Linked DNA regions of Mus musculus: regions 1, 2, 3, 4, 5 and 7 are each linked to region 6. A link is a loop called in an ENCODE intact Hi-C map of the cell type or tissue named here. Cell type or tissue: heart. All regions are shown on one strand.

Region 1 (4,000 bases), 530 kb before region 6:
GTTTAAAAGTCTTGTTTCCTTGGTATCTTCCACCCCTCTGGCTCTTTTTGCCTCCTCTTCCCCTCCGGGTTTCCTGAGCCCCAAAGGAAGGGCTGAATAATATTTATATTTGAAAAGACAGTCTTGAAGCTTTTGTGAGTTAATGCATTTGACACTTTCTTTTAAAATATGTCCCCTTCCTCGTCGGTTTGACTATAGTATGAAGAAAAGTGTATTTATTGGCGAACTATAGGGGTTGCAGATTTTTATATAACCCACCATGTCTTGATGACACCCCAGGCAGATCGTGTCCACTAGGTGGCGCGCATGGGCCTTCGCTGTAATGCTGTGGGTTTTCTAAACCAGGCTAGGGAGCGCTGTGCTATCCCTGGTGAGGCAGCTTGCCCAAGACCAACTCCAAATGCCTTAAGCCTGGGGTTCCCACAGCTGCAGCTTGCAGCCTGATCAACCTCAAACCGCAGGCTGCAAAACCAGAAGCCCCTGAAGCGGCTTCAAACCAAAACACTGAGGTGGACAATGCCATGGCTATTTAGAGGAAAGGGATAAAGACACGAGGGGAGCATTAAAAAGAACGAGATCCTTCTGCACTGGTTTTCATGACAGTATAATTTTCTCTCATGTTGTAAGGTTGAGCACAACGTGAAATCGAGGCTAGATTCTGATGCAGATTTCAGAGTGGGAGGGGAAGGCATTTTGTTTTTCTTTAGGAGAGCGCCAGCTGATTCCCTTTATTTTCCAGATGAAACGCTGACGGCTTTGTCATAGTTTTATCCTTTATTACTGGTCTAAAAAGGGACAGGTGTCTTCCTTCCAATCCGAAGCAGCAAGTAATGGCTTTGGCATCATTTCTTTGCCTCTTTTAAGTTTATGGAAACCCATTTCTCATTGTTAGGCTAAAGATGCAGATCAGAACGGAGGAGCCTGATTCTTGTCACAGGAAGGCTGCTTCTCAGGCGATTAGAAAGCAGCAGCCGGGAGTCTTGACAGGAACGCGTGACAGATAGCTATGGCAACGCAGTTACAGACCCCGCACGCAGGGCCTCCAAAGCCCTGGGTTACCCCGCACGCACGCGTACAACTCTGCTTAGGAGCAACCCTGAGACCGGTTCTACGCGTTTCTGCAAAGCTTGCCTGTGCTGGTTTATCTGAGCTGGCTGAAGGCGGTGGGGGAACACGAGGCCTTTTTCCTGTAGTGTAGCTCAATGCAGCAGCATCTCTGTCTTGGGTTCAAGGGTACCCCGATTCTGTAATTACAGATCGGCAAGCTCATTTTGATTTCGGCCAAAATAACTCTTAAAAAATTTAAAGGTATCTTTGTGTGTCTGGTGTTTTGCCTGCACCATATCCTGAGCACAAAATAAGATTTTTTTAAAAGTCAAATTTATAGTTCCTGTAAAATAATAATAAAAGTACCTTTTTTTGTACTTGCCCAGGGTTCTTATGTATGTAATCCTCTTTTTATGGTGCTGATGGCAGGCTTTCAATGGATTTCTTAAGATCTCTTCCAATGGTATATAATCTTGGTTCAGAAATATGCATTAGTTCAACAAACCCAGACAGAAAAGTAATTAGGGGTGTATGGAAATAGTGGAGTAGGGACAGAGTGATTCTTTTAAAATGGGCTTTCCTAATAATTTCGTTTACTTAAAGAAAGGTGGGTGAACTATCTGCATTTCTGGAAGGCGTGTTGCCTCTTATTCAACCTGTGCTTATTGTTTCAAAAGACAGGAATTAACAAGCAGAAATAAAGCACCTTTTCTACAGCAAAACATTTAATTTTACTTACTAAAATGTTAGATTTCAATACAGACCCAGGAGCCAGCAATGTCTGATATATTACTAGAGAAACATCTGGAAGTGGCTGTAAGGACGGCTGAGTGAGTGTAAGGTTCGCGATATCATCTCTGGATGTAATATACTTCTTACCTCTGGGTGGCGCTGTTCAACTGCTTCTTGTTTTTATGTGCCGTTGAAAACCTTTGCTTCCTGTTAGATGCATTCCTGAAAGAATCTGTTAAAGAGACATTTCCTCTATCCACAGTTACGCCTTAAATAACTTTCTTGTCACATGGATATAAATTTAAAGTGGTTGTGATATGCCATTTTAATTACCAAAAGATGACCAAATAATATTAAAGATTGTTTATATGGGCAATTGGCCAGGTTAAAAACCCGATCTCATCTTGCTGGAGAAGAAATCATCTATTTACATTTTGATAGGCATTTAACCTGAAAAGACCATTCAAACACTAGAGTTTTAGTTTAAATTTGTTGTCACTTTTAAATCCATAAAGATGTTTCAGTAGAAGCCAGTTTTATGAAAGGGAAGGGTAGATATTGGGAAAAACTCCAACCAATTAAAATGTTATTTAAAAATCTAACATTAGTCACTAAGATAGTATTTTCACTTAAATTCAAAGCTAAACACCTTCAATATTAAACAAAACAATACAAAACAAAACAACAACAACCACAACACACACACAGAACAAAAACCTTCAGAAACCTATCTTTATCTTCAGAATTCTTCTTTCCAGAACAGGATTGCTTTAGTAAGTAGCAATTATGTTTACAATCTTGGAAAATGTATGGTAGGTAGCCATTACATCTCTTACAAACCCACAGTGAGTTAGTATTGTGGGCCAAGAGAACACATGTCGGTTGGTTTTTAAGACGTCTAATTCTTTATTCAAAACTCAGGGCCAGTCAGAAATGCCAGATGAAGGGGTTATAATGCCAAAGTTAATTTTGTTTTGTCATATACAAAGTAGTTAATGTAAAAATTATTGATTGATATTCTCCCTCTTTTAACTCTTTTAGGACTCAATATTTAAAGCAAAACTAATTTATCTAGGTGTTCTACTGCACAAAATTAATTCTACTGGGACAGGCGAGGCCAAGCCTCATTATGAAACGGTTGGTTCCCTTGCTGAACCAGCCTAAGCAGGTTGCTTTAGTTTTTCAAAATTAGGTACAACAAAGAATTTAACCCTTGAGATGCTGGGGAACTGGCCTTCAGTATTATACTACCTGGGCCATGGGATGGGACAGGAGACATGTCTTCTCCTGTGGGTTCTGCCTAGGACACAGGTGAGGTGAGGTGATTTATATACCAGGGTATGTGTTCATTAAAACCAGTGTTTTTCAGCCTTCCTAATGCTGTGACCCTTTAATACAGTTCCTCATGTTGTGACGATCCCAACCCTAAAATTATTTTCATTGCTACTGCATAGCTGTAATTTTGCTACTGTTATGAATTGTAATGTAAGTATTTTTGGAGATAGAAGTTTGCCAAGGGGTTCCCACTCACAGGTTAAGAACCACTGATTAAAACAATTAATCGAAAATATTCCTTGGGGCGTGGTGGCACACGCCTTTAATCCCAGCACTCGGGAGGCAGAGGCAGGCGGATTTCTGAGTTTGAGGTCAGCCTTGTCTACAAAGTGAGTTCCAGGACAGCCAGGGCTATACAGAGAAATCCTGTCTCAAAAAAAAAAAAAAAAAATATATATATATATATTTCTAGTATGTACCACTGTATTTCAGACCTTGCCTTTAAAAATGTGTGTGTGTGTGTGTGTGTGTGTGTGTGTATTGGGCATGGTAGCATATGCCTTTAACCCCAGCATTCAGAGGCAGAGGCAGGCAAATCTCTGTGATTCTACATAGTGAGTTCCAGGACAGCCAGGCTACATTGTGAAACCCTGTCTAAAAAAATTATATGAAAATAGTGAACTTCTTTCCCTGGGTGGCCAAATAGTTGTTCAGATTTGCTTAATTTCTGAATTAAGTATATATTACTGAATTAAGTAGTATAGCCACTAGGCATTGGTTATTGGGTATAGCTATAGCTTTCCTTCCCTCCTTGTGTGTGTTTTTCTTTTAGTATTTGTGCAAAAGTATTATTGGGGATTTTAAAATGTCTTTTGTTTTTAGTGTCTGAGGACCAAACCTATGAACCCTGTCACTGAAGCGCACCTCTAGCCCCGCACGTCTGGTT
Region 2 (4,000 bases), 92 kb after region 6:
GTCTCAGGAGGATGAAGGCGCTGGGGTGGCCATTTCAGCCCTTGTTATTCCTCTCATGTGTCCTAGTAAAACTAAATTACAGATTTCTCATCACTTTTGTGATTCTCAGACTTTGGTGTGCATCAAAAAAACCCAGAAAGTTTGCCAAAACACCAGTGAGTTGGTCCTACCTAGAGTTTCTTATGTAGTACTTGTGGGATGCCCCCACCCCACCCCGTCCGCAGATTTCGGCTGATTTCCCGAAGGTGACAGTGCCGGGCTGAGGAAAGCGCCTGCCTAGCCCAACGGAGGAAGGTTTTTTCGAAAAAACACAATGGCGTTTTGGTCTACCTTCCCCTTTAAAAGAACTCTGACAGTAGTCTAGCCTTCCCAGTCAAGTTCAGTAAGTGCGTCCTGGGAAGTTCCTTAGGGTGGACCCTCAGAAAGGCACTGAGTCAGGAGCCGATGGCTTGCAGCTGCTCTGATGAAACATCCTGTAATCAGAGGCTGCTTGTCTTCGGCAGACCTCCCTTAGCACAAAGGGATCCCAGCCCAGCTGCCTGCTCCTAGTATCCCGGAGCAAAGCCACAGCTGGTCCCTAGGCCGCTTCCCTAATGCTACTAGGAACCAGTGGGTGTGGTGAGGACCTGGGGCCTCTTCGGTAGACTTCCGCCATCTCCTGATTTCCTTCCAGTCTCCACTGTCTTGAGGGAAACTGCTGAAGGTTTGGTTACCATGGCAACCGATCCTCTTTCCAAGGGGAATCCTGGTGTGTGATTTGATGGGGGGGCTACACCGTTTCCCCCCCCCCCAAAAAAAAACCCCAACTATTTTACCAGGAAGAAATCTTTCTTTTTGCAGTAAGAAAATTTTTTTTCCTATCCAAGAACCTCATTTTACATGGCAAACAGTCCTTGGAAGAGTGTGAATTTCCTTATCAAATGAAGCCTGCACCGGCTAGCAGCAGAGGGCAGTTAGCCTTCACCCACAAAGGGACGCTGACAACAGCAATTTTGCCTCTCTATCCAGTTGCATGGAAGTCTTGCTTGGGGTGGGGGGGGCACCTTCCTGGGGGATAGACAGAGGGTGTCTGAGGCCACATATATCTATACACATGCATGCACACTCACACACACACACACACACACACGATAGATAGATAGATAGATAGATAGATAGATAGATAGATAGATAGATAGATAGATAGATAGATAGATAGATAGTTGAGACTTCTCTCTCTTCCTACTGATGGTGATTCATTGAAATCCTATGATCAAAAGCTAAAGACTAGGGACAATGGGCACATGCCTTACCTCCGTTTGTCGTAAAATAGCTGGAATGCCCTTTAAGACTGGAGTCCAACTACGGAGTTAGTGTGCTGATGATATTCAAGACAATTGTACCTGTGAGATATATTTTTTAAATGTTTTTGCTGTCATCTATTTTAAGACCTTAAGTCGAGTTACACATAAAAGAACTAGATCCAGGATGTTTGGGGGGAATTAACAGATGATATTTAGCAAACATGTGGATGGGTCATAAGGAAACATCTGCAGAGAATCTGAGTTGGCACTGGGAAAGGCAGCTGCTTTAGGTTATGAACTGAGCTGAGCTGACGCAATTGAAGGAGCCTCCAGCAGGGGGCACCCTTTTGCAGTAAACTCCGTGGCCTTTATAGCGTTGCTCCTCACCAGCCGACCTTACACATAATTGGCATTTTGAATTCTCTAACCCTCTGCTTCTTCCTTCAAAGCAGACACTCCCCTCGGAGAAATCTTCCTCCCATCCCTAATGAAAATGAACATTTTGATGGGAGGCAGCTCTTGTGGCAAGGATTAAAAGCAAAATCTGAAGAAAAAATAGACAAGTCAATGAAATTAAATGTAGGTTTGTGAAGAAGGTTGAATACATGCCCACAAAAGTTAAAAGATGGTCTTGCCTGCTTTCGCAGCCGGCTGAAACGGCACAAGGAATTCTTAGACCGTCTCATAAAAGCCTGAGCCAACTGTGTGCATGGGTGTGCACATAGGCATCAATATTAAAGTGACCCTCTGTCACTTAACTTCTCAAGGATGAACGGTGTTACTGACAGTGTGGGTATGTGTGAAAAGGACCCTATTTTCTCCAGCCTGTGAATAAATAATTGAAACAGTAGCCCACTCATAATCCAAAACAATTAGCCCCATTTTATACAGACCTAAAACATCTTGAAAACAAATAATTTAGGAACATACAGAATGGTGCCTTCAAACCCAGAATCATAAGTTGAGACTCAAGTGGCTTTATTGTAATCTCTTGCCTCAGACTCCCCAATACTTGGATTACAGGCAGGCACAACTACACCTAACTAAATATTTTAAATAACTTATGTATTTTTTTCTTTCAGATACAATTAGACAGTTTAGCTCATTGCCTCATGTATGCTTCGCAGCTCAGTAGACACATTTGGGCAGCGTTCTCATTTAAAACTTGTTATGGATTTTTTTTTTAATTTGATAGGTTGGGTTTTTTTTTTTTTCATTTTCTTGTAAAGATTTTCTTGCTGGGTTGGTTATTGCATAGCTAGCTCTTGCTGCCCACAAGGCTTCACTCTTTACCATTTCAGGAACATTTGGAAAGCTAATTGAATTATTAATCAAGCTCTCATAAAATCCCAGTGGTTTCTCTCACTGTCCTGGGCACTCTGAAAATATTAAGTCCTCTGAGCCTTATCAGGGGCCCCTACTCTCCCACTTGATCACACAGTGATAAACTGAGACAGAATCAGAATTTGAACCCAGGAAGTCTGAAGCTTAAATCCAAATACTTCACCATGCAGTATCCCCCTTCTCTCTCTCTCTCTCTCTCTCTCTCTCTCTCTCTCTCTCTCTCTCTCTCTCTGTATACAAGTAATAGCAGTATCCAAATTCAGCTAGTATATTAAATGTCGCTGGTACATATTAGATGCTCAACAAAAGTTGGTAGTGAGAGAAGATGGCGGGGTGTGCATATACTGACTGACTCTCAACACCCACTTATAGAAGCAGTGCGCACCAGAATTCAAGTATCCCCGCCCTCCTAAACCTTGCTGAACCAGTTTGCTCACCCTCAGCCCTATTTCTCCGTCTCAGGATAATTCTAGCAGAATCTACTTCATAGGGTTATGGTCTGGACCAGGTCTTTGGAGGGTTAGCTCTGTGTGGATCCGGTTGGAAGATGGTGATACTCGCTACAGTCTCATTTAGAGACGTTTTATGTAAGGGCTTAGTCTGTGGTATCCTAAGAACAAAATCTTCTCAACCCGTCCCCCACGTGAGGTCAAGCAAGAAGCAAGTTCAACCCTTTCTTGAGAGACACAGAAGCATTTGATGATCAATATCGATCTGGGGAGGGGGTGAAAGAAAAGCGAAGATTAAGTGCGCTATTAGAAAATCGGTTATGGACTGAAATTTGCAAGGTTTACAGAGCTCCAAGTTCAATATTCCACCTCTAGAGCCAACATTCTTTAATGTGTGCAAGAGGAAGCTATAAAGTCTGCCCTTGACAGACTCAGGGAACAAGGAAATGGTAATGGGGAGGCTCAGATGGACCAGGCTCTGGACAACAGCAGGGGAGTAGGTTAGCCCCTTCCTTCCTCCTCTCCTCCCCCCTCTCACCCCCAGTTTATCGCTTCTTCCCACCGTGCTCTCACCCACTCATTGAGCCTTCTCCTGTTGCAGAGATGGCATGGGGGAAGAGCTGCCAGCTGGCCTCAGAGAGTGACCAGGGCTGATCACTGCCCGAGGTGGGAGCCATTTCCTCAGATCACCACAAATATGTAAAGTCCACCAGGAAGTTCCACTCGTGTGCTGAACTTTGGGTTCTCATGGCCATGTAGTCCAATTTCAAGGGAGACGTTAACAGCCTTTCCCCCGGTTTCTCTCCAGTCCAACAGAAATGTACACTAGTGAGAACCATAGTATTGCAAAGTAGGTGAATGAAAAACTAGGCCTTGATGGCATTAGAGATGCGAGGAGCTCCAGAATTTTCTAAGGACCACCTA
Region 3 (4,000 bases), 260 kb before region 6:
TAAAATGTGTGGTCGAGGAGAGGATATGCATGCCATGTGACTGAATTTGCAGCTTCTTCTTCTTCTTCTTCTTCTTCTTCTTCTTCTTCTTCTTCTTCTTCTTCTTCTTCTTCTTCTTCTTCTTCTTCCTCCTCCTCCTCTTCCTCTCCTCCTCCTCCTCACCTTCCTCCTCCTTCCTTTCTTCCTTCTCCCTCCCCATTCTTCTCATATCCTAACGCACCAAAGAAAACTTTGCAAAACAGGTCTGGTTTTTTTTTTTCTTTTCTCTTTTTTCCTTAAGTAGAGAAGAAACCAACTGTTTGTACCTGCCTCTTGCTCCTCTGGCAGGAGCTGGTAATGCTTATTGCTGGCTGAAGCTGTGCCGGTACAGACGGCTCCTATGTTCTACAGAAAAGTTCCACATCCACTCTCCGTGGGCTCCAGGTGAACTCCAGAACTCATTCTATGCAGGGCTGGAGTACATGGCATAGACTCCTGCAGAATTAAAAGGAGAGGTGAGACCTGAGCTTGCCCGATGCTCTAGAGTCCTGATAAAGCCCTGTTGTGAAGGTGACTAAGAGGAGCCAGAAGGCAGAGGAAACTCAGAGGGAACAACCACGACAAAGCATCTGGACCATCCAGCATCCGGACAGCCCAGCATCTGGACAATCCGGCTTGCAGTTAAAAGGCTTTCCCCAAAGCAATGCAAACTGGATAAAGACTGCAGTCAGCTGCTCTGCCTCAACCATCTCGTCCCTAACTCTCCTTGACACAAATAGGAATCTTGTCCCAGGCAAAGGCGGTCTTTCCTCCTCTTTCTCCCAGGACTCTTTGCTTGATGTAAATCACAGGCTTGGCCTCTGTAGCTGGACACCTGAAATACATTATGCAAAGAAAGGGTACTTGGAGTTTTTTGTTGTTATGATTTTATTTCAGTGACATTAAATCTTAGCTTTAGTATGTGCTTTCCACACTGGATTGTTTACTGCTTTGTTTGGTTACTGTTTGTATCACAGAGGAGAAAGTTCTCTCAAACTTCCTAAGGAGACAGGTGGTTGGAGGAAGGCCGCCGAGTCTGTGAAGCCTAAGGGAGAGAGGTAACATGTATACCTGGCAAGTCTCTCTGGAGGAGCGGTGCCTGGCATGTCCCTGTGTCGCCTGGTGCACTCGACACTGACATGACCATGCACGACTCCCAGGCTGGTATAACATCACAGACTTCTGTCCCAGTTTCTTGCCTGAGCCAGGCGGGAGACACTTTGTAGGCAGCTTTGTACACGTAACACTGTTCTCAAGCAAAGACAGTTGTTCCTGGGTGTTGGCTTCTTTTTATTAAGGTAGAAAATTTTCTTTTTGTCTTACCTAATTAATTTCCTGGCAGTTGAAAGAGTACAATTAAAAGCAAGGATGTTTCAAGGTGGTTTTCTTTTTGAATTTCCTCTTGGGAATAGTATCCCATTAAAAGCTCAACTGAAAAAGTTTGGTAAGGTTAGGTGGGAAGTCCTGGTCTCTCATCTCTCTTTTCTCTTTTCTTGCCCTCTTTGTCCCTTCCTCCTCTCTTCCCTTTGCTTCTTTTTCATTCATCTATTCTCTTCACTATCCCGTTTTTCCTTTTCCTCCTTCTTTTAATTCATCTTTAATAAATACTGATGAGTTTCCTAGTGAGGTTCTACAATAAAACACGTTCAGGGTTGCAGAGCCTTCCCTGAAGCGTTTACCAACGGAAGGTAGTGAAACTTCTGGTATTGCCGGGTGTGTAGGTCAGGCATCACCCCTTCTGCACCTGCAGAAACAGATGGATTAGGGGAATCAGAGATACTCCTCAATTTTAAAATTAACGATTTTTAAATTTTAAAACAATAAGAATATATGATTATAAAACAGGTTACATTTGAAAAATGAGATACACTTGTAATTATTGCGATAGCCGCTGGATGGCACTGTTGCATACATCTGGTGGAAAACCTTTCCACTTAGCCCGGCATCGGGTTTTGAAGATTTTTAGGGGTTACCTTTTGACTGGACAGATGCCGTCAGACTTGTAGACTGTCTTCCCTTTTGGAGAAGTTGGTCCAAATCTCAAATGTCCCTCTCCACTGAGAATTCTCATCTTTCCAGATGAGGGTCCTCAAACAATTCAGTATATTTAAAAGGAGAGTTATCCTTTTATGATGGTTTCCAACATTATATATTGATTGTAATGAGCACACTCTAAATTCCAAGTGGAATAAGGCAAAAATTAAGCTATAGACGCCCTGGATTTATAAGGTGCCCTCCCCGACCCCCCAAATAGCTTCCAACAGTTTCCTATCTGTTCACTCATCTGATTCCCAGCAGTCTTAGGGAGCTACCTGCTTTAGTTCTTAATGGAGTCAAACTTGAGGTGTGAAATAAAGGCAATGAAGTCATAGTTTGTTCTGGCTTTGCCCAGAGGAAAGCAAACTAAATGTATGCTCCAGGCAGCTTCCAGTTTGCAAAAATCACTTGTTGAAATTTTGCTAGTTCTTGAGTTTATTTTTATTTTTATTTTTTTAGTTTTACCATTATATACTCCATGGACACTTCGGGACTTAAAATTTTATTTTGACAAATATAGGTCATTTTGTGCAGCTGACGTTATACAGAAATTGGACCTGGAGAGTGTTCAAATGCTGGGGGGGGGGGGGGGGGAGACCTTGCCCAGCTAAAGCAGTGAAGAGAAATGGATTAACAGATGGTACAGCAGTCAGCCTTCCATATGACCATGAGCTTCAATGGCGCTGTGTAGTTCAGTGTCTTTCTTTTGACTCCAACTTTGAGCTTGTTTTCTTTAACTTCCTCTTGTGCCTTTGGCCTGGGGAAGCCAGAGGGCTTGGGGGACTACTGGCCTAGATTTTTAGATGGGGGGAGGGATGGAACTCTGTGTTCTAGTGAATTATCAGAGAGCTATGCTGCCTGCCGTCTACGGGATGCTTTGATCCAAAATTTCAGTCATTGTTTCCACATTTAGGGGCTGGAATGAACATCAAAGGAGTGGGTGTACGGAATTTACTGAATGCCAGGGAAGTACAATAACATACAGAGGACATAAGCAAATCCCAGTGGCAAAATTTGCTGCCAATTCTTGTGCATAATAGAGGCCCTAAAGTGACAGTCTATCTTTGACAAATGCATAATGATATCAACGCCAAGGGAAGGAACTTGCATGCTGAAAGGTGAATAGAGGAGTCAGGAACAATTCAGTGGACTTACACACTTCCTCCCTGTGTTTTCTCACAACAAGGAAAGCAGATGTCACAAGTGTATTAGGTAATCGGTGGATGGGGCTGCAGGCTTGCCAGCAGGTCTGGACCAACCTGGCTCTTTCAAGATATTTCTCTGAAGATGAGAATAAAATATGATTATAAGTTATTTATCTTCGGGAGGGAAAAAATAAGGAATAAGTAGAGTGAGAATCACTCTCTTGTTCTGTCTTGGGTAGTTCCAGATTTTAAGGCCCATATGTTGTTTGCTATAACTTCTTCGCCTCCCAGGGCCAATGCATTTCAAACACTCCAGCTAGTCACTGCTCTGAGGAGTCTCAGAAGCCAAGGCTCATTTGTATCCAGAGTCTTTGTTCAAATATGGATTTTGCTTAATTTCTGTGCACATAAAGTAAAAAGCACAGAACTGAAACCAGGCCGTTGTGTGATCATCTAAAAACCTACTTTTCAAGCTCCTTTAAGTTTTAGTTTTGATATAAAAACAATAAAATGACCATAAAAAAGTTTTCAGAAGCGTTGACATTACGAGCAGTCACTAACCAAGGCTGTTCCCAGAATGACTGAACAAATCTGGATGGAATTCTTGAGATGTTAACGGCCATACAGTTCCATCTCTAAATATTTCATCTAGAAGGTGATTCGATGAGGATCCTATAGAATAAGATTCACGCCTCCAGGGTCCCAGAAGCTATGTGGCTATGGATTTCACTGTTGTCACCAGAGTTGCTATGGGAAGGCAAAGGCTGTTTCTTGCCCTCAGTTTGAAAAACTTAGAAAAG
Region 4 (4,000 bases), 85 kb after region 6:
AGGCCCCTCAAAGTTGCAGCACGCAGCTTCCCCAGCCCTGAGGTCCCACTTTACACATGAGGAATCTAAGGCCTGAAAGCTTGGACAGCCTTCCTGTGGCCACAGCAACGGCAAGATGGTATAATCGACTGTGAATGCCTGTGCTACAGCTTCTTTCAAACATGACGTTACTGAGCACGGACCTGGTAGACAGACGGATGGACGTAACTGGCTTTTGCACGCCAGCTCCAGCCACTATAGTTCCGAAGACATGGAACCAAGATGCAAATTCTACAGCTCAAGCTCGCTCAAGGCTAGCCAGCATTCTGTTTCTGGTGCTCAACAATGTTAGCATTCTGTCTAAACTCCACCCCTCACAGTTACCTGGCAATAGCCAGGTAGGCCTGATCCACCTCTTGTTTTCCCCTTGCTTTTTGCTCCCTGTCCCCTAGCCCCTTCCCTATTCCCTTCCCTTCCTTTCCCCCTCTCTCCACGTGCTCATGGCTGGCCTCTTCCCCTCCCCTCCCCTCCCCTCCCCTTTCCCCTCTCCCCCCCCCTCTCTCTCTCCTTTTCTTTGCCTCTACTATCCTCTTAACTCCCTTCCCCATGCCCTGAATAAACTTGTGGCTGATCCCTTAGGGCGAAGGGATGCCATGGCATGGGCCTGCTGAGACATCCCCTTGCCCTATGCCTCACCACAACAAATCCATAGAACATATCTCCCCTCTCTTTAACTTTTTATAAACACATCAAACAGTAATACAAAATACATGAGATCAAAGTTACCTGCAAGAGTAGAACATTTGTAATGGAGACAAACAGAGAAGCAAGGTCAACTTGAATTTGTTGCATGCCAGTCTCTAAGCCAGTACTGCCTTGGGTGTGATAAAGGAGACACGAGGCCACAGCACTCTGTCCAAAGGAGAGTCAGAATGAACACCTACCTCAGTTACAATTCAGCTGCCAAGGGATAGTCTGTAAATGGTAAAATTACATATATTTTCATCTATGTATATTTGCAAAAGCACAAAGAAGTGTCGCACAAATCACTTCACGGAATGTTTTCTTCTTTAATTATACATATGTACTACCTTTGTAATTGCCGTAGAATGTAAACATGATTGTTGGGCAATTACATTTAAAATCATGGTTTCAAAGAAAGTAGCTTACAGAAGAGCATGTATAGTATAATTCCCTTTTTCCAACTTAAATTTAAAAAATAGGTTGCCTAGGACAAATGCCAACAACGATATCCATTAAACTGTCAACGGGGGCTGATTAAATAATTCTTTTGTCTTCCTTGCTGCTTATTTTTATTTGATAATTTTTTTTACCATGAACATGAATAGCTTTGCAATGAGGAAAATAAATTATACGTGAAAAAATAGAGTCAGCCAACAAGACCTGTCTGGGTTGCTATGTGTGAGTGAGCTCAGAGCCCCGTTTTCTGCCGCAAATTCACTAGTGAGGTAGCTATTGGGTCCTAACGGTGGAAGGCACTGGCCATGAGCAGATTTCCCTTTCATCCGGTATTTGTCAGCCCAATCCAAAGGAAAAGAAGACGCTAACTGCACAGCGACCTCTCCACTGGAAATCACTGTCAGGTTCAAATGAATTCGCACAGCTTACACAGATGCCTCTGCTTCCAGTGACCCTGCCAAAGGTCAACGTATGGCTTACATTCATGCCAACATGACGTGTGGAAACCATTGTAATTCTCAGAAAAACACAATGCACAAACTGCACCAGAAAAACAACCACCCAGCGAGAGGGGGAAAAATTCAATAGCGTTAGGATTACTCAACAAACCAACAAAAGCCAGGAAATTCAAAGTTAAGTTTTATGCTCCCTCCTTAAGTCCGCGCCATTGTGAAGGAGAAATAAAAGCACAATGACGTGTGTTCGGGGGTGCAATGTCAGCGGCAGTAACTGCACTTCCAGGCTTTATTGGCTCGTGTCATAACCTTCACATTCTATAAACAAGGGGTTTGGCTTAACACCTGGGTCCTGTAACAGAGAGCTATCTCCTGGAAGCCTGGCCTAGGAGAGCTCGCTGCAGCTTCCACTCTCCTAGGTATGCACAGCAAATCATGCAGGAGAGAGGAAACAGATGAAATTGTTGCTGGATTGCAGCCTTTCTGGCCTCTTGGGAAAATCAACAATTACAACAAAGAAATACTATTTACTTCTGAGACCAGACCGGGAGAGACTGTTGAGTTAATCTGGCCAACTCGAGCTCCCTGTGCTAAGCTTTGACTTTAGGGAATCAAGCTTTTAGGGGATGGTACTTTATGGGGAGCATAGTTTAACGTTCGTTCTCAAATGATCCATGCGTGAATCAACCGACATTTTGTCCAACTCAAAACATTTTTAGGAGTTAAAAAAAATAAGCATAAGTTTATTAACAGGCATAAAACCTGTACCTTTATTTAATTTTGTAAATATCCTGGTAGTAAAAAGTTATAAAGGTAGTTAAATGAATGAGTCCAAACAAGTTTGTTTCTGTGGCTTGGCTTGAGTGAGAGCATAAGATAGAGCAATTTCTGCAAAGACCCCAGGCCTAAGGTGCAATTCCTTCTTATGGGGAAAATTCCAGAAGGTGATGTGGGGCAGCTTCAGTGGGGGCTTTACCGTCACCAAAAGGCAATCAGATGGAAGCTCTGGATTCTTAGGGTTTTTAGCTGGTTCATTCACAGTCAGTCGTGGAATTATTTTAGAATCAAGGTTCCTCCCAGTGGAGAAAGCAGCTCAATTGAATGAAAACCATTTCCTATCTTTTTTACCTTTGGGACCTGCACTTTAGGAAACTCCACAGATCAGAACTGGTGTAAATAACATGGCCATGACCCTGGGCTAAGTGGGTATCCAAATGCACTGGGGCTTCTTTCAAAGGGATCAGATGTTTTCTTTCCCTGTGATGTATTAATACGGTAAATAATAATGGGTCATGGTAAGACCATCTTTACATTTTTTTTTTTTTGGAATAAACTCCATACCATTCACATGCAGTTAGCCAAAAAAGCAGTCACAGGAAATGTGGATTCTTTGTGTGCTCCAGAGGAAAAGGAACTGGGTTGGACAAACAGTCTCTGCAATAGAAGCCAAGCTATCAGGAGTACCACACCAAGGAGAGACTCCAACAGAAAAGGCGCCATCAGATCAGACCCCGCTTCTCCAATTCACCTCCAGCTCAAAGTAGTCATCAAGTAGGAGGACTGTGAAGTTCCGGGCTCTTCATCGGGCTTTGTCACCTCTCAGAGTGATGCAGTCCCTGGGCTCAGACCTCGGTATTCCATAATCATAAGACAAGTAAAAGAGGTTTAGGTTTCCCACTCCTCTGCAAGTCGTCATAACGAGTCCTCACGTGGGCTGTCCTCCTTAGTTCTGTAACTGTGTAAGGATACACGTTTTCAAACATCTCTATGCCGTCTGATAAATCAAATGGATATCTGGTACAGAAACCAAATTGTGTATTTTCATTTTAAAGGCAAACCAGAAAGCCAAGGCACAGGACACAGTGGTATCTGCTATAGAGTAGATAATCAATTTGTTTTTGAGATGATTTCCAGTTGCAAGCTTCACAGCCACCATGTCAGAAAAACACCGTGTGTCTGTGGGCAGAGATGGGTCTCCCTTCCTTTCCATCCAGAAACCACGTGTGTGTTTGGTTTCTTCAAAGTATGAAGGATGCTCACTCAAGAAGGGTGAGTCCTGTCAGCATAGAAGGCAATTGCCTCACCTTTCTTGCACTCACACTTTGATTGATCAACTGTCTTTTACAGAGGCTTGATAGTGGCTACGGATTTTGAACTCAATTAGACTGAAGCCATTGATTGTTGCAGTCCCTAAGTCAATTGACACACATTTCCAGTCTATTTATTCCATTCGAGACATAACTCAATCTTGCATATTTACATAAAACATCTAACGGAGGTTTTCATCTGTTTATTGTTGTGTGTTTTTTGTTTTGGTTGGTTGGTTTGGTTTTTCGAGACAGGGTTTCTCTGTGTAGCCCTGGCTG
Region 5 (4,000 bases), 83 kb before region 6:
AAAGCAGAGCTGCAAAAGTCCAATTATAAAGTATCTACCACAAAAGAGATATACTTCATACTTCAATAAAAACCAAATTTTAACCAGAAAGCTGTTACAATCTTTGAAGAATTGTCCCAATTGCTCTGGACACAAGCTTTTTGAAACACTGAATTGTTATACAGAATAAAAACGAAGAGTGTCCCCTTGATTCCCACACATGGGCACAGGTCTCTTTCTTAAAGCCCTGTGAGTTTTGGATAGACACAGTCTGAGCCCTTTTCTCTATCTCTCAAAATAAGAGGCAAAGAACATGAACCACCAGTTATAGCCAGGACAGAGAAGGACCAATTCCTCAGAACCTAACATCACTTTCTTCCTGGGCCTTTCCACTGCTAGGGAAATCTTAAGAAGAAAAAGAAGGGGGGGCGGAGGAGCAGGAGCAGGAGCAGGAGGAGGGGCAAGGGAAGAAGAACGAGGAAGGGGTGGTAAAAAGAAAGAAGAGGAGGAGGAGGAGGAAGAGGAGGAGGAGGAGGAGGAGGAGGAGGAGGAGGAGGAAGAAGAAGAAGAAGAAGAAGAAGAAGAAGAAGAAGAAGAAGAAGAAGAAGAAGAAGAAGAAGAAGAAAAGAAGAAAAAGAAAAATCTGGCTCACATTTGCAAATTGAAAGCATCTATAAAAAGAGCAAAATGGTTGCTGAAATAATTTAAGCACATTATTGTTTCTTTTAAGGATAAGCACAATCCTTTATTGTGTTCCTTTCAGAGCCTAGACCATCAAAGACAGGCTACCAGACCAAGTACTAAATTTTGTTCATGGTTAACGAATGACACAGAAAACTTAAAACTGCTCCCTTGCAGCCAAAATCAAAGAGCCCTCATGAGCAGACTCCTGGCACCCAGGGGGGAGAGTTACAGCGATAGTGAGGGAGGCAGTCCAGGGAGAGGCACACATTTCCAGGGGTCATATCAAATAATGCCACAACAGAAAACCACAACTAGATGTGTTGGAAGCACACACACACACACACACACACACACTCTTAAAAACTGTTGCCAAAGTCCTTCAAAGCCAAAGTCTAGAAGAACTCTGGGGTTATGGACACAGCAACAGCCATTTCAAAATCATCACTCCATTTACGAGTCCAATATCCATCCCTCTTATCACTCTGGCACACTACTTAGGAAATAACAGAGAAAGAGAAATATGAAGCTAGAGGCAGAAAATTTAATTAAAAAACAAAGCCACCCACCTTGCTTTCAGGGTCAGGAAGTACAAATGGCCTTCTTTTGTAGCAAGATTGAACTTAACACGGGTATGTCAAATGGCCATGTATCTGTTTAAAGAAATAGAAAATTGGCTTTTAAAAGGAAATAAAAGGTGTAGGCTCTCAGTCCTTCTCATTGCAAGTCTTAACCCCTCAAAGATAAAAAATAAATAAATAAAAAATGAAATAGAACACTAGCTCTCTGGTCAGGCAGAAGGCAGGGTCTCCACCGTTCCTCTGGTTTGCAAAAACAAAATAAAACCAAACAGCAACTGCAAACAGTGTTGTTTGCAGGAGGGTACAGACCTTAAAACAACTCGCGCCCTCCTGGGTCCCCAAAGCCTTCAGTGTGAGCTGTAGAAGCTGCACTCTCAACGCCAATGACACCATCGGCTGCTTAAATGGCACAAAAGTACACTTAGTACGAGAGCAAAGTGACTGACAGGGATCCGCCGAGCCAGCCCCACTGCCACTAGACCTGCCTTAAAGGCTCACACAAGGAGTATAAAAAGAAAAGCACATTTTGCAATAGAATAAATTCTTTTTTTTTTATTGAGACCGCGGAAAGTCACATGACCCTGAATGTAGCCTTTTAGGAAAGCAACAGAAGTGGTAAAGAAAGGAGTGTGTGTGAGTGTGTGTGTTGGGGGCTGGGGGGAACTGCCTTCTTCCTCTGCTGCCTCCCAGCCTGTCCGCCGCAGTCCACATTCTTCTGGGCGCATCTGTGGAGCTATTAAGTGGGATAATCCCTCTGGCCTTTGATACATTTCTGGACATGATTATTTCATTACTCGCAGTATATCAGTAGGATCATAATAAAAAGGACTTCTGACAACCTGCCAAGAGTTTTGTGGCCTTGTAAACACAAAAGTGCTCTAATAAAATTTTATTAAGTGTTAAAAAGTCATAAAAAGTGAAATAACATAAACTACAAAATTTACTGTCCTCAGCAAATGCTGAAAATATCGTCCACAGTAAAATTAAATTAGCATGTAATAGACAGAGCAGCAGTGTAGAGTGGGTTTAAAAGAGGATCCAGGGGGAAAATGACACTGTAACCTAATCAGGGTCACGGGGATTTAATTCGGATCCCCCCGCCCCAAATGTGAATAAATGTGCTGATTACAGACAAGAGCTCCGGGGTTACCAGAACCTCGCACATTGTCAATACTTTGCAAGAAATAATATATTGCAGATTGTAAGGCGCGCGGGGAAACCCAGCCGGCGTCCGGGGGCAGCGGCGCGGGCCAGGGTGTCCACTAGGGCGCGCTGTGAGACCGGGAATCTCCAGCAGGGTGCCCACGCCGCCCGGGGCCCTCGCACTCCGAGCCTCGCCCCCTCCAAATCATATTTACAGTGCGAGGGTCTCCCCCACCCACTCCTGTGACATTTTCTCCAAATCGGAAGAAAATGAAGTGTAGGTCGAGCTTTGCCGCGGGCAGCCCTCAGTTCCCCTCTTTCGGATCAAGAGCCTGGATGTGGGAGACGTTGTCCACTGTGATGCTAAGCCTGGGGGTGGGGGGAGCATTGGGGGAGGGGGCAGGCCAGCGCTCCTGGAGTGACCGTCCCCCCAAAGTAAGGCCGAAGATGACACGAGGCCGATGTCCAGCTCGTCTTAGGCCTCCGAGGCGCTCCAAAGGCTAACGGGGGTCAAGTCCGTTCCCGCTGGGGACAAGTGCATCAGCTCCAGAACGACCTCTCCCTTGCTTAGCCCTGCCCCGGGAGATCAGAGTGACCCAACGCCCTGGGGTACCGGCTCCCGCCTCCCTGTCGTCTCGTCTTGTTGGGCCAATCGTCTGGCTCTGGGTCGCTGCCCGGGCGCACGGGCTCAGGAAGGCAGCAGCTGCACGGGGTTCCCATTCCACCCGGGACAGGTATGGACCGGCCGGGCCCCTGGAGAGAGTCTCCTCTGAGCCCATCGCTGAGGCTCCGCCGGGAAAAGAGTAAACCTTCCTCTCCACGCTACTCCAAGTGGACACTGATGGGCAGGAAAAGGCTGGAACGAAAAGCCCTGGCCTTTGCTGGCCTCGATGGCTTTGCAGAAGAGAGGTGGCCTCCACCCACGTCTCCCCTCCCCCTCCGCGCCACACAGCAGGTTTGTAAAGAGAGGGATGCAAGTTTTGAAAGTTATGTTCTTCCAAGGAGAAAGGTGTTGGTCATGGTGCCCATAAGTGCTTTTTAGCCACAGAAAGTCAACATGTCACCTCTGTTTCTGCAATCCCCAAATGATGGTAATGCTGACTCTGAAGAGAGCGTGTGTTAATTGGAAGTTAGTGAAATGGGAAATGAGTGGGCAGTGACGTGTTTCGGGGCATTATTTCTCCTTAGGGATGGCCAAGGTCTGAGGCTCCATTTAAGAATTGGCCATTTTGCCAGAAACTATGTGCTTTTAGTCAAATCCAATTAAAGCCTGGAGTGGTGAGTTCACAGGCTCACACCGGGTCCTAGGGGGTCCCCGAAGAGGCTTCCGCCACAGCTACTAGCCTAAAGACAGCTTGTAGTTGCAGTTTTCCAGGTAGCAGGACGCCTTGAGGTGGGTGCACAAAGGCAAAGAGAATCCCCAAGCCGGCGAGGGGCAGAACTCACTGATTAACACGCCCCATGCTGCTTGCAGAGGGTGCGATGGCCCCTACCTGTACATACTTCTTGGTTTTTGAGAAGGGTGTTTGACTATTTTTAAATGGCAATGTTTCTCATCATCTGCAAAATACAGTGTTGAATTTTAAGTAGGTTGGAACAGAGGGCTTAAAAAAGTA
Region 6 (4,000 bases):
GGTGGCTAGAAATATTATTCCAAGGTCATTGAAGGTCTTATCCTTTTGCGTGGATCATAAGTCACACGTGTGAAGACTTTGGTGTGGCAGGAATGCCGTGAGCACTGTGCACTCATGTGTGTGCTGGTGCACATGGACACGCATGTAGAGGTCTGCAGTTGATGTCTGTCTTCTTCCTGGGTCACGCTCCACTTTATTCACTGAGACAGACCTGCTTCCTGAACTCAGAGCTCACCAAGTTGAGCCAACCAGCTTGCTGAAGGAAGCCCCAGCCTCTGCCTCCCAGGTTCTGGGATTCAAGCTGGCTACTGTACCCACCCAACTTGGATGTGAGTTCTGGGGATCCGAATGCTGGTTCCAGCACTTGGCCAGCAGGTGCTGTATCCACCGAGCCAGCTCCCCAGTCCACACAGCTGAAGTTCTGTTCGTGTATCAGAATCCTTTAAAATCTTGAACATGAAATATTTATCTGTGTTTTAAATTTCATCTAGTAAACTAGATGCCTGATATCATGTCAGTAAATGGCAAACTGAAGAGAGCAGATGAAGTTCATTGGCTTTAATGGCTCTGAAAGGTGGCACAGGTGGGAGAGGCGCGTTTGAACTCCAGAATTCCTTCATCAGCGAGATCTCCACTCACCAGGAATGTAGGACAGTGATACCATTAGTACAGTTGTAATAAATACCCCAGGGTTATTTACAAGAATCCACAGTCCTTAAACCATCCATTTTGAGATAGAAGCCTATTTTAAATTGTATGAAGCATTTCTAATTAACTTTTATCACCAACTCAATAATTAGAATCCTATACCACCAAGAAACCTTTTAACCTTTACTTTATAAGATAGCACGGAGAGGACTTTGGCCATGATCTGCTGAAGTCCCTCGCCTTGACATGGGGAAATTTAAGGTAATCAACGGTCATGTAAGGACCCCAGGGAATGGGTGGCAAAGCCGACACAGAGGCCTATGGCTGACTCCCAGGTGCTCACACACTGCATCTCACCTTTGCTTCCCTCAGAGGAGCTACTCAAATCACCCTTGCTTCTCGTGATAAAGCAGCTTTCCCAACATATTGTAGACCTACTGGTAGGTAAGTTTGAAGCTGTAAACCCACCCCGCAAGAGGTAAAGAGTTAGAAAGGTAAGCGCACGTTCCATCCAACTCTGTCAGCAATGGCTCTGTGCCCAGCTGTGTAGTCAGAGCAGGCCTTACTCTTGAATCTACAGAGCCTAGGGTGGCCCTGGCCACTGAAAGGTCTCAAGGAAAGTCTTGGCTAAAGACTTAGGGGCTGGGGCTGAGCAGTGCACTTTGCCCTTCCGTGTAGTGCCTTCAACACCTGGCTTAGTGCCTAGTGGCTGTGGGGTTTAATCTGATGTGTTAGAAGGCATCCTATGAATTGCCATTTCTTTGCCTGTTGCTGTGATCTCTTTAAATGGAAACTGTTACAGCTGGGGGATACGTAGCACTATTATTTAAACAATAACATAACACGCTATGGTGTTCAACAACTTTGTGATGGCCTTGCTGTTGCTGCTCTCGTGCCTTATTCCTGCAGAGACAATGGCATGTTTGGTCTTTTCTTTCTTTCTCTCTCTTTCTCTCTCTCTTTCTTTCTTTTCTTTTTTTTAATAAGAAAGAGGTAGCACAATGCCGTTCTGTGGTGATGGAAGAATTCGGATCATGGCGTTGGTACGTATATCTACACATACGATGACATTGCATAGAACTATATTCACACAAGAATGAGCGCACACAGAGCAGGTGGGACAAGAATAAATCGCATGAACTGTACCCATGTTGGTTTCCTGTGTTGACAGCATACTAGAGTCTTGTTAAATGTCACTATTGGGAAAAGCCAGGTAGTGCACAGGTCTTATTTATGCTATTCCGAAGCTTCCTGAGAACATGAAATTATTTAAAAATTTAAATTTCATTTAAAGTGAAATCAGGAGTTTTCATTTTTTGAAACGTCCAAGAGATTTCATTAAAGAGGTTTTTCACTGTTTCCTCTGCTTTTGAAAAGAATCCATTGGCTAAAATTCTCATCTCCTCCTAGAGATTACTACTATTAAAAAATATACAGCATTTTAAATTTTAATATTAAAATATATAGCATTTTTACCAGGCAATGTGGTTGTAAAGTCTGAGACATGTTTCTGGTTTGTTTTTATGTCACTCATTTAAAAATATTACACTTTGAAGTGTAGATTATCCGTGCTGAAGTGTAAAATACTGATCATCAGCAGGCAACTTTAAAATTATAATAAAATCAGAGTGGCTGTTACTTTAAGAATGTAAACGCCTGCAGGAAGAAACTAGAGAAAACGGGTTTTAGGCCTCATTATGTTCTTAAGAAAATATAGGAACATGCCCCCTCCCCAAACAACATTTTTTTTTTTTTGTTTTGTTTTTTTCATTTACTTCCCTGAGACATTCTCTTTTCTTTTAAAAAGCTGGCCGACTCAGAATGAAGGGACAAATTTGTATTTGGCCACTAGGTGGCACTGTTGGTGGCGTCGTGGGCTATATGGAGGGGGGAGGGGAAATTGAAAGCAATCTATTCGAGGAACTTGGGGTTTTTTTGTTTATTTGTTTTTGTCTTTTGTTGTTGTTTTGTTTCTTTTGGGGGGAGTGTCTTGAGGGTTTGCTTTAAGTAAAGAGAGAGGGGAGGGAGGGACGGGAGGAAGGAAGGAAGGGAGGAAGGAAGGAGGAAGGAAGGAAGGAAAGAGAAATCCTGTCTTCCCCCAGAGGTATGACGTGGAAAGGAAAGCTTTAAGCAGCCCTTCCCCCAAGCCTTGCCCCCTCAACCCCCATCCCCGTCACCACCGTTCAGACCACAGGAGGATGTTAGGATGGAGCGTCCTGTGGAGCCATGTGACACCTAACAAAAAGGGCTATGAAAGGCATATCCGTTTCAATAACCCCGCCACCCCGCTGGAAAGCAGAGCTAGGTTCTCACTGTCCCCAAGCCTGACTCTGTAAGCTGTGGTGAGATGCAAAATGTGGGACCCAGGCCAGGGGCAAAGGGACAGCTAGGGTCGCCAGGTTGTGAACAGGGAGGTAAATACGATTCCTGCGTATCCTCGAAGTGCAGTTTAGTTCTGCATGTGGCTCTAAGAAAGGAGAACCCTTTCAAATCCAAGGGCCAGCCCATCCAGAACAAAGACTTTACAGGCATAATCGCCAGATTTGTGTGGCCTGAGAGCTTTGCAGGCATGGTGCCTGGCCCGGTGTAGGATGGGATTTCTTGGTCCAACCTGCCCCAGAAGCTGCTGCCACAGGCTAGTGAAATTTCAAGGAGGTCTCTGTCTGCTGTTTAACTCTTCCACTTTTCTGAGGGGGCTGTAGAAAGTGAGTTCTAGAAAACCCAAAAGCTGGCACGGGAGATAAGTAGGAACAGAGAACATGGAGCGAATGAACACCACCCCCCCACCCCCCCCATGAACGCCTGGAGAACCATTTTAAATGGAGATATGGATTGAAACCTAAAACCTTGAACTTCCTACTTAAAAATAGCCCCTTGAAAATTAGCGGCATACTCGGTTGCATCAGATGATCATGTCTATCCTGTGCCATACATTCTCCATCCAGGGTTAGTAATTTCATTTTAACCACAGTCCTGGGCAAGGCAGTGAGACAAATGTGTGTACAAATGAGGGGGAGTTAGCAGCTGATACTGACCACGTGCCACATATTCAGCATCTCCTGTGTATTAACTCACTGTGGTGCTGTAAATGAGAAGAACCCCATAGGTCATATGACGGAATGCTTGGTCCCCAGTTAGTGTAAGGATTAGGAGGTATGACCTTGCTGGAGTGGGTGTGGCCTTGTTGTAGCTGGCCGTGTCACTGTGGACAGGTTTTGAGGTTTCAAACACTGCTTCTGCATCAGGGTGTAGCTCTCAGCTACTTCTCCAGCACCAAGCCTGCTTCCATGTTCTCCATGGGAAGAATAAGAATAGGAAGAAAAATATGCTAGCTCTCTGAGGCTGTAAGCAA
Region 7 (4,000 bases), 230 kb after region 6:
ACTCAGGATGATGCCCTCCAGGTCCCATGGTGTCTTTTAACATCAAAAACTTTCTATATTCTTATACAACCATTTCGATTATGGAATGTATACTCCATGTTTTGCTTAGAAACTCCTGCTATCCAATCTTACAAAAATAATACCCTGTATTTGCCCTTGTTTTTTTCCCTATTATTTTATTGTAAGTTCGTTTGTGCTACATTTAAATCTTTAATACATCGAGAATTAATTCATGCTATATTTTGACTTAGGAGCTGTTCCTATACTACTTTCTATTTACTGAACTATCTAGCTTTAAATATGTCCTACTACCATAACAGACCACTACAAGCACCTTAAGACAAATACAAACTTCCTGGGGATTTGTAAACTTCACTAACTGAGGTAGAATTCTGAACTTATCAAAAGTTTATCAAATACCATTTCTTGTTTTCTTGTTGAAAAGAAATCACACATTGGATATATACATTCAGAATACAAACATATACTGTGAAATGATTTATGACATAGTATCAGTCTAAAATAAACCACTGACCTCAAGTCAGAGGCCTGACTTTTTCAACCTCACTGATAAAGTCAGAGAGAAACATTACTTGAAATCTGTGTTATTTACTCAAGTCATGGGTATTTAAAGAGAACTGACAGACAGGTCCTAGGATACAATGGGAAACAAAATTCCCTGCTTTCATGAAGCTTACAATCTCTCTTCTATCCTCTCTCCTATAAAATGCTATTTTAAAGGAAATCTAAGTTCACACAAATTCAATACAATGGAAAGCGTTTCGAAAAGTTGATAACACATTATACTTTCATTTCCAATGTACTACTTTACCCCAAATACGACTGTTTATCTTAGTGACTATCTCCTCATTCGAACGTTGAAAACACTGCTGGAATTAACATTCATCCCATTAACTTGACTCTTTTTTTCTATCATAGCCACTTTCGCCAAAATAAAAACTTCAATACGAATGTGTGTGTGTGTGTGTGTGTGTGTGTGTCAAAAGATGTTTACTTTCTTTAAACTTCATGCCCATTAAGAATAATTCAAAGAATCCCACAGACTTTGCAAATGGCTTGGAGAACAACTCGGGTGACCCATCAACAACAGGTAAAGAAGGGCAGCTCAAGAGTGACAGTCACCTTAAACTTGAGAACCCAAGAGCAGAGAGGCTGCCCTATTCCCACGGAAACCTTGGGGGAGGCGAGGACCCAACCCGTGGCCACGCCCCCACCTCGATCCCCAGCCCCGGGCCTCCGCCACCTAAACCGCGGAGTCGGGGAACAAAGCGCCGCGGAGGGAGTGAGGTCAGGACTCTGTCCCTGCAGGGTGACCTTGGCCATGTGTCCTCAGTTTCCTCATCCAGAAAGTGAGGCCAAGCCTCCATGGCCGCTGCCGCCTCCACCCGGGCTGTAGACTCAGCACCCTCGACCCACGGCTACAGGGAAACTCCAGCCCTCCGCCTCCCCACGCGGATCCCCGCCGCCACCCACGCCGCCCCGTCGGCGCCCACACGGGCTACCTGCGATCTGGGAGACGAACGCTTCCGCCACCAGAGACATGTCGGCTGCGAGGTCCTGCGCGCGCGCCTGAGCTCCGCGGCGCTCGGCGCCCTCCCGCGCGACCTCGGCGGCCTTCCCCCGGCAGCTGACGAGCTTCGCTGGGCCAACGCTAAGACGAGCAGAGCTCACCTCGGCAGCGGTGGCTCGGCCCGCAAGGTTACCGCCAGGCCGACCAAGCACTTCCGGCGTCGCTGACAACGCGCGCCGGCACTTCCGGCTGCTCCGCCCCGCGCGCTCCGGACCTGCGAGAGCCCTAAGAGAGCAGGCTCTCTGGCTAGAGTCTTTTGGATTTGATTGCAACCTTTCAGCAGTTCAACAAGACAGAAACAGCTTCAAGAGGTTCAAGTGCCTGGTCTGGTTCTACTGGAGCCCAGAAACTCAGGAATTCTCTCAATTCCACTAACTGTAGGATTCGGGGTCCATAGACTGATATTAGTGTTGGTTATTTGTTCAAATGCGCTAGCCAGAAGGAGGCTTACACAGCTTGTGAGCTGAGACATAATTTAATCTTTCAACTCCAAGCACCCAAAATGAAGCTTGGAGAATAAAGCACTTCAATTACTTGTTTCTGAGTGTAGAAGGAACAAGAGTAAAAGGAAGGGCGCTAGATCCCTTGAATCTTTCCTCTTAGTCTAATCTTTTTTTTTTTTAACTATAGGTTACAATTGACCAAAAATCATAAATATTACAGAATTAGAAAATTAGAAGCATAAAGTTACACTTGATTTCAGAAATCATTTGGTGAGCCAAAGCCCCCTTTCGCTGATGAGAACATGGCTCGGAGAGGTGAGACGATGTTGTTGTGTGTGTGTGTCAGTGTATAGACCCAAGACAACTTTTGGTACTTAGTTCTCTCCAACCATGTGGGTTCCAGGGATCCAACTCAAGTCTTCAGGCTCGGTAGCATAGCCCATACACACACATGCATCAGCTTGTACAGTGGTCAGTGTCTCAGTACCTCTTCAGTTGCTCTCCATCCTCTATTTTGAGATAGGGTCTCTCACTGAGAATCTGGAGCACAAGGATTAGGCTGGCCAACAACACTCGGAACTTGGTCTGTCCCTGCCCACCTCCCACCCAACCCTAGAGTAAACTACTGTACCTGGCCTGCCTCTGCCTCCCGAGTGCTGGGATTAAAGGTGTGCACCACCACGCCTGGCGATTTTGTTTCTTGTCCACAGATCTCTGACCCTCCATTACAGTTTATTGTCTAAATTTCTGTTCATATACTTAAGTAGTATATTGCTTTCTTAGAGGTGCGGGACAGATTATCACACACTGGGTGTTTAAAACAACGGATGCATTTACTCTCTGGTTCTGGAAGCTAGAAGTCTGAGGTTAAAGTGTTGGCAAGACGATGCTTGCTCTCAAGGACATAGAAATAAATGTCCTTCCTCCATCTGCCCAGCTTCTAGGATTTCCAGGGTTCCTGGGCATTCCATGGCTTTAGACAAGTCATTTCCACCTTTGCTCCCACCATTAGGCAACATTCTCCCTTGCATCTGTTTGTCCAAACTTCTGTCTTCCACTGAAGGCACCAGCCAATGGATTAAGGCCTACTCATTTTTTTTATGACCTCTTCTTGGTTTTATCTGCAGAGCCAATTTGCAAATATGGTCACATCCATAAATACCAGAGGCTAGTATATAGAAGTCTTCTCAGAGGACATAAAATGGTAAGAAGTTTTGAAGAGTAAACCAGAGCAGGTATCAGTAGCCCCCACAGCAAATGAGAAGTCTATTCAACCAAACTTAAGCTTCCTCATTTAAATAGACACAAAGTACTTCTGAAAGCATCTTTTTCTCTGCCTGAAGTTCAGAGTTCATGAGAGGCTTATAGAAACACAAGGAAGATGGTAGGATGCCATCTGTTTGTGCTGAGGGAGGAAACCCCAACAGTGTATGTGGCACCCAGTTTCCTCCTCATCCTGAGGTTGATATTGACCCAGAGAAATGAGCTGTTGTAGGTATCTTCCTGCCAATCAACCCTTCCATTCTTGTCCTTTACACAAGGGATTTTATGTACGTACGGCTTTGAAAAACTGGAAGTCTATTGTCACATCAAGTTGTGCTGGCCTCTTTTATCCGTTGCCTTTCTGAAGCTATAGATGCTATGCTCTGACTGTTTTGGATCAGATGTAGTGTCCTATCCCAGGATTTGACTGGGAAAACAATAAGCAAGTGTGAGGGGTAGAGGTGAGCCCCAAATGGAGAAGGATGCTAGAGTCAGAGGCTGGAGACAGATTGGGGAGCAAGAGAGCGAGAGTCAGACAAATGGAATGATTCTGCAGTTTCAGTCGGCATGCTACACAGGAACACAGATAAACAGGGGCTGGGGTGCCTCTGAAGCACTGGGTTAAGACACTCTGCCTTTGCTACTAAAGCAAGTGTCTTAACCTGCCCTAGATGCTAGAAGAAAATACCTTAGACTGGTTAAG

What was found. Hi-C counts contacts between places; a loop is a spot of excess contacts. Peaks named below come from ENCODE experiments on the same cell type or tissue, not always from the same donor. Only the 100,000 strongest peaks of a DNase experiment are listed, where the experiment ranks them.
Region 1: it touches region 6 in a loop (6-fold over the local background); 9 of 42 quality-filtered maps call a loop at or near these places.
Region 2: it touches region 6 in a loop (6-fold over the local background); 9 of 42 quality-filtered maps call a loop at or near these places.
Region 3: it touches region 6 in a loop (4-fold over the local background); 4 of 42 quality-filtered maps call a loop at or near these places.
Region 4: a loop joins it to region 6, with 6 times the contacts of the local background. A loop is called at or near these places in 9 of 42 quality-filtered maps.
Region 5: a loop joins it to region 6, with 10 times the contacts of the local background. A loop is called at or near these places in 9 of 42 quality-filtered maps.
Region 7: it touches region 6 in a loop (2.2-fold over the local background); 3 of 42 quality-filtered maps call a loop at or near these places.

What each region holds. Positions count from the first base shown.
Region 1 is chr2:75,586,715-75,590,714 of GRCm38, reverse strand. All of the region lies in intron 2 of Gm50595, which reads left to right. Among named protein-coding and RNA genes, the nearest start is that of Gm39853, 25 kb to the left of the region's middle. In heart, CTCF peaks have their summits at 303 (motif pointing right) and 1,932 (motif pointing right); a DNase peak (open chromatin) is centred at 334; H3K4me3 peaks cover 988 bases; H3K27ac peaks cover 325 bases; H3K27me3 peaks cover 351 bases.
Region 2 is chr2:74,962,163-74,966,162 of GRCm38, reverse strand. No RefSeq gene overlaps it. Among named protein-coding and RNA genes, the nearest start is that of Gm46748, 97 kb to the left of the region's middle. In heart, a CTCF peak has its summit at 1,605 (motif pointing right); DNase peaks (open chromatin) are centred at 532 and 1,612; H3K27ac peaks cover 424 bases; H3K27me3 peaks cover 39 bases.
Region 3 is chr2:75,310,353-75,314,352 of GRCm38, reverse strand. 2600014E21Rik (a long non-coding RNA gene) reads right to left here. Exons shown (of 12, transcript XR_001783367.2): 9 at 3,211-3,336; 10 at 1,342-1,762; 11 at 306-474. The region is part of intron 3 of Gm39857 (a long non-coding RNA gene); the gene reads left to right. Among named protein-coding and RNA genes, the nearest start is that of Gm34401, 27 kb to the right of the region's middle. In heart, a CTCF peak has its summit at 1,914 (motif pointing right); a DNase peak (open chromatin) is centred at 2,962; H3K27me3 peaks cover 1,069 bases.
Region 4 is chr2:74,968,783-74,972,782 of GRCm38, reverse strand. No RefSeq gene overlaps it. Among named protein-coding and RNA genes, the nearest start is that of Gm46748, 91 kb to the left of the region's middle. In heart, no CTCF peak of the experiment used is centred here; no DNase peak of the experiment used is centred here.
Region 5 is chr2:75,136,603-75,140,602 of GRCm38, reverse strand. It overlaps Gm13652 (a long non-coding RNA gene), which reads left to right and starts at 2,628. Exons shown (of 3, transcript XR_374685.4): 1 at 2,628-3,339. 2600014E21Rik (a long non-coding RNA gene) reads right to left here and starts at 2,948. Exons shown (of 12, transcript XR_001783367.2): 1 at 1,551-2,948; 2 at 1,230-1,313. In heart, a CTCF peak has its summit at 2,492; a DNase peak (open chromatin) is centred at 2,692; H3K4me3 peaks cover 1,278 bases; H3K27ac peaks cover 789 bases; H3K27me3 peaks cover 3,178 bases.
Region 6 is chr2:75,053,870-75,057,869 of GRCm38, reverse strand. No RefSeq gene overlaps it. Among named protein-coding and RNA genes, the nearest start is that of Gm46748, 5.7 kb to the left of the region's middle. In heart, a CTCF peak has its summit at 2,488 (motif pointing right); a DNase peak (open chromatin) is centred at 2,889; H3K4me3 peaks cover 750 bases; H3K27ac peaks cover 876 bases; H3K27me3 peaks cover 467 bases.
Region 7 is chr2:74,823,567-74,827,566 of GRCm38, reverse strand. Mtx2 (metaxin 2) reads right to left here and starts at 1,755. Exons shown (of 10, transcript NM_016804.4): 1 at 1,524-1,755. The coding sequence starts at 1,563. In heart, no CTCF peak of the experiment used is centred here; DNase peaks (open chromatin) are centred at 1,296 and 1,666; H3K4me3 peaks cover 1,780 bases; H3K27ac peaks cover 1,319 bases; H3K27me3 peaks cover 677 bases.